Linked DNA regions of Homo sapiens: region 2 is linked to region 1. The links are chromatin loops, found by intact Hi-C in ENCODE. Cell type or tissue: HepG2. All regions are shown on one strand. Each heading gives the region's core, and the rest is flanking DNA. Links, peaks and the distances in the headings are about the cores only.

Evidence for each region. Peaks named below come from ENCODE experiments on the same cell type or tissue, not always from the same donor. Only the 100,000 strongest peaks of a DNase experiment are listed, where the experiment ranks them.
Region 2: a loop joins it to region 1, with 2.4 times the contacts of the local background. A loop is called at or near these places in 1 of 110 quality-filtered maps.

Annotation. Positions count from the first base shown.
Region 1 is chr2:17,592,478-17,595,298 of GRCh38, reverse strand. All of the region lies in intron 2 of VSNL1 (visinin like 1), which reads right to left. Among named protein-coding and RNA genes, the nearest start is that of VSNL1, 53 kb to the right of the region's middle. In HepG2, for the core only: no CTCF peak of the experiment used is centred there; DNase peaks (open chromatin) are centred at 318, 1,268 and 2,028.
Region 2 is chr2:17,661,023-17,663,843 of GRCh38, reverse strand. It overlaps SMC6 (structural maintenance of chromosomes 6), which reads left to right. Exons shown (of 28, transcript NM_001142286.2): 28 at 1-32. Among named protein-coding and RNA genes, the nearest start is that of SMC6, 91 kb to the left of the region's middle. In HepG2, for the core only: no CTCF peak of the experiment used is centred there; no DNase peak of the experiment used is centred there.

The DNA of each region.
Region 1 (2,821 bases), core at 313-2,812:
CCATCACAAGGCTGCCTAAGAAGGAGATGTACAGCCAGCACTTATTACATTCAGGCAAGAAATGCTTACCCACACTTGCTCCGTGGCAGGCCCTGTGCTAGCCGCTGGGTCTTAACATTGATTGAAATGAGGTGACTGTGTCTTCATGACTAAAGAGTGAAGCCTGCATCTAGCTGGGAGGGACCATGTTCAGATCTGTGTTTTACAAATCTCACTCCAGCAGCTGTATGGTGGATGGGCTGGAGGGTGTTAATGAGGAGCTGCCCTGGGAGTTTGGCTGAGAGGCAGAGCTATGTGCTGCAGTGGGAGTCAGCATTCCTGTCTTTGAAGTCTGTTCCACATTCAGTTTGTGTTGCTGGGCAAATTGCCTCATTTCTCTAAACCTCAGTTTTAAATGCTTTTAAAAATATATCTGCTGAAGGAGTTCCTTCACATTTGGAATGCAAGGGCTTTTAAAGTTGGGAGACTGTGGCCCCTGGCCTTGCAGCGGAGCCACTCCCATTATCCTGCTCCTCCTTAAACACTCATCAGAACTTGTTTTTTAGCAACCGAGTTGACTTCCTCCTGGAAAGGGAAACGGGTCTGGTAGCAAGAGGGGATGTGCCAGGTTGACTGCACACACAGGAGGGCAGAGGCTGCAGTCAGCTTTGCTCCCTCAGTTGCATCCCAAGATGCCTCAATCTCTGCACCAAAGATAGAAGGAATCACTGAATGTGCCCATTCACCAGGATAATGACCGTGTCTTGCTGAATATTTGCATTTTTTTCCAGAAACATTAAAAGAAGCTTTTTCTCATCAGCCCATCTTCTGGGCCTATTACATAATCCACATCTTTTTCCAGGCTTCTCCTTTCCAGCTTATCAGATCCGCCTTTCTTTTTTCTGTGTACGTGGCATATTTCTGCTGCGGTTTTTTTCTGTCCTTGGACAACTCTAGAAGGAGAAAAAGACTGCCTGCTTTCTATTTGATATAAGAGTACAGGCAGAGTTGGAATAAGAGTTTGCCAAAAATATAGACCTAAGTTCAGAAAGTCATATATTCCCCTCCTGGAATAAAAAACCCACTCTAGGAGTGAGATGGGGAGGTGGGAGATGATTTTGGTGCATATATATCAGTTGTACCATAAAACGCCAAGGCATGCTTAATGTTTACATGACCCCTCACCTTGAGGCTGGTGCTTTTTCAGTGCTACATACTTCCAGTGTGTAAATAAAATACCTCATTTCCTGCATTTCAACTATTTCTTCAAAGGCAATACCCCTCTCATTTTAAACAAATAGTGAGGAACGTGGCACACGGTGCTCTCTTAATCATAGGGTGACAGCTTGCATGGCCTTTAGTGATATGAAAGTGACTTTGAAAAACCTTGTTTGTCTGTACTTTCTTTGTGGTTGAGAATAGAGAGAGTTCCAAGGCATGGACTAGCCCCTAGGTGATAAAATAGAAGACATGACATTGAAAACTAGGGAGAGTAGTATGGTTATCTAGGAAATACATACTATCCCACTTCTCTGCAAAAGCAATAGACATCAATTGAGTAATAGATGCACTTTCTCAGCACTTCTATAGAAAAGATCTTGGCATGCTAATAATTGATTACCCAGATCTTCTTAGAAATGTCACAGTGATCGTATAAAATGCACACTACTTATTCTGTTGATTAGTGAGCTTTTAATGATGCAATAAACACTTGCAACAGTTATGACTTTGAACACAATATATATCTAACCACATGGCCATACCCCCAATTTCATCCCTTGGTCTTCCCCACTTGAAGTAACTTTTCGTTTGAATCTTGGGTTCATCACTTCCCTGCTTTTCTTTTTATATGATTTTATTGCATTTATTGGTAATCCTATAAAACACATTTTTAAAAATTTCTATTTCCTTTAGAATCTTTTGAGACTTGCTTTTTTAATATCTTAGTGTTGTTACAGTTCAAGTATTTTGACTGCTATATAATGTTATATTGTTCAAATATACCACTGTTTATTTTCCACTTTCCCTTTGATGGGCACTTGGGTTGTTTCCCAGTTTTACCATTGTGAATAGTGCAGCTATGAGTATTCTTACACATGCCCCTTCTTGTACAGTACAAGAATGGAATTGCTGGATCATAGGTTATAGAAAATGTTCAGCTTCAGCACATAATGATAATGCTTAATATTTTATTCAATCATTTCACATACACATATATACATCTGGGTGATTCAATATTGCTCAAATCAACATTTGCTAATTAAATGATATAAAGCAATATTTTTCTATTTGGTATTTTAATCAGAAAAAGTTTTAAAAATGTATTTCTTTCACTTGTGTAACATTACATAAGTATACACGAAGTGGAATGTCTTAGATCAGCCCAATCTAGAACCAATACAACTTGTAGACTCAGACAAGCCAAAACAATACCACTGCAGTAGAAATTGTACCTTTTATGGGACTGTTCTGTGTAATGTTCAGGGAAAGTTTAGCTTCTGAGTAGTGTACAGTGTTGAGTTATTGTCTATGTTGTAGACATTGCTGACCAGAGATACGCTACACTCCCCCACCCCTTTTCTAAATGTTCTGTTGTGGGAATCTGGGTTCTTATCTGGATACAGGAGTATCTTTTCTGGTAAAAAAAAAAAAAAAAAAAAAAAAAAAAAAAAAAAAAAAGAGAGAGAGAGAGAAAAAGCCCTCTTGTGTACTTTTTCTTTAACTGGGAGAAGTACATATACCTTTAACAGGCCAAATAATGCTGTAATTAGCAAACTGTCAATAATTATCAGCAAACACTCTTCTCTGAGCTTTTTATGGTTCTTTCACCAGATGCTGTCAT
Region 2 (2,821 bases), core at 109-2,608, 69 kb before region 1:
CTTCTAAAAATAAAACTTAAAATTTATATGTATTAAGGTCATGCTTTTGTGAATTGGGGAAAGTAATTGACTAAATTGATCCTCCATGAATCGTGACCTAAATACATCACACAGGTGACTCTTCAACCCCTAGTTTGTCATCAATGCAGCTATCACTGAATGAAGTTCCAGAAAATAATAAAGGCTTACTTGGATCTTAAATCTTAACCTTCTGAAATCTTTGGGAGTAGAAATGATTAAAATCATTCTTAAAGTGACAAATGTGATGAGTTTTCATAAACCAAAGTGTAAATAATATAGTTATTCAAATTAGTGATCAACACTAAAGATTCAGTAATTGCCTTCTTAAATATTTTCCAAGTTTTCGTGTCTCATTTCTTCCATTTCCTAGTGCTTTTTTGTTTTGCGGGGGCAGGGGGGCATGTCTTCCTCATGTCTGGGCTGTTTATGAGACCAAAATGTTTAAATTCTGTGTAGAAAGCTGTTGGCTGGTAGTCATGAATTGGATTAGAAATGTTGCCGACTCTGATGAAAACCAAGTGGTCTAGAATATCTGATTAAAAGTTCTCCTGAGTGCAAACTAGATGCAGGGTGTGGGGGAGAAAATGTTTATAAACTTTGTGCTGGGGCAATACTTTTTTGGTTACATTTATGACTTAGCTATGCATCTACATGTATGCCTTCTACTTTGACCAGTTCAGATTTTCAGGAGAACTTGGTTTGAAATTTGCAGTCCTAAAAGTGTAGTTACCAGTGTTTCATGGCTTGAACTGAATGCCCATGGACTTGAAGATATATCAAAATATTTATAGGAACAGGTTTTGTTACTTAAGGGTTGGCAAAGTAATAATGTGGATATAAATAAGCTGTTTCTTTGAGTCAGCAAATAAAGTTTTCTAAAGCATATATAATATTGATAGTTAGCATGCTAATTTTGGCATTGGCGTCTGGATAGAATCCATGCAAACAGGAGTGGCCTGAGTGTACTCACTAATTATAGCAAGCTTAACAGGGCTTTTTCTGCCTAATTTTTCTCCAGTTTGAAAATGTAGAGATTAATTCATTAAAAAATGATTAAGTTCCTGCCATGAGCTAGGGACTTTTTTAATTACTGGGAAGACTGTAGTACTTAAAATGCTACACACATATTTAAAAATACTAAATCTGTCCTCATGGAGTTTGAAATCTAGTTAGACAAGCAATACCGTACATAATCTCAGTGACTGGTAATTCTTATGAATAATAATAAAGCAGTGTAAGGATTTGAAAGGGCAGAGAGGACTGAGTTTTGTTTGTTTGTTTGTTTGTTTGTTTGTTTTTGAGACAGAGTCTTGCTTTGTCGCCCAGGCTGGAGTGCAGTGGTACGATCTTGGCTCACTGCAGCCTCTGCCTCCCAGGTTCCAGTGATTCTCCTGCCTCAGCCTCCTGAGCAGCTGGGATTACAGGCGCACGCCACCACACCCAGCTAATTTTTGTATTTTTAGTAGATACAGGGTTTCACCATGTTGGCCAGGCTGGTCTCAAACTCCTGACCTCAGGTGATCTGCTTGCCCTGGCCTCCCAAAGTGCTGGGATTACAGGCATGAACCACCGCACCCGGCCAGTATTTTGAATGGAGTGTCAAGGCTACAGAAGGCAATATTTGAGCAGAGGCCTGAAACAAGTGATAGAACAAGCCATGAGGAGGAAAATGTGCAAGGCAAAGCTTCCAGGCAGAAGAAATGAGTGCGTGGGGCTTGAGATAAGAATGAACTTCATGTCTAGGAATTGTAAGGCCAGTGTTGATAGAGCTTAGTGAGGAAGGAGGATTGGTAGGGGGTGAACTTCAGAGGTAGGCAGACCGAGATCATTGGAGGCCCTAAAATTATGGTAAGTAACAGACCTGGTGTATGCATTTTAAAAGAATCCTTTGGCTGCTGTGTGAATAGATTAAAGTGGAGCAAACATGGAAAGAGTATGAGCAATTTGGAGACTTGCAGTGGTCCAGGTAAGGGGTCATGGTGACTTGGACTAAGGTGGTGGAGACAGAAACATTCAGATTTGAAATAGAGAGGCAGCAAGACTTCCCGATGAGAATACTGGAGTTGTGAGAGAGGAATCAAGGATAATTTTCTTGGGGCCTGAGGCCTAAATAGCTGGATGAATAATGATTCATTCACAGAGGCAGGAACAATGCAGAAGTGGAGGGAGTAACAGACTGCCCTGTGGAGAGATGAAAGCTCTGGGCTGAGTATGCAACCTTGAGGTAACTGTGTGAATACTAACCAGCTAGTTAATCACCTACTTGATGGGTAACTTTACATTGGTAAATGTAAGAACTTGGAAAATAATAATATAACTTAGGATACTGAAGACCTGCAAAATGCTGGGAAAAAATTCAAATTGCATGCCCAAACTATGTGGGAAACTTAATTGTTTTCGAAAAAGAAGCTCAGGAAACAGTTTCTCATTTTACTTAGAAGCTCTGATTGACCATTTCTTGCTAGACCCCTGTACATCCTTTGCCGTGAGGCTCTCTGAAGATGTCTTTTTAAGCCTGTGCTTTACTTCTTGATGTGATTTCCAACCGTGTGGAAGAAATAAGCATCTGGACTCTAAGAAACTAGTTTATATTCATCCAGAGACTGTAACCCTGAATGAATGAATTACAGGAAAAATGAGGCCTTAAAGCAGTATGATTTCCCTTTTAAAATAGTTAAGAGTTATTTACAGAATGAGAGGAAATATGGAAACTTAGGACTTCTAAATGCAGAAAGAGTTGAGGCTAGACAAAGTATAGAAAATCAGACACTTGGGGGGTTGGCCAGGCATGGTGGCTCAC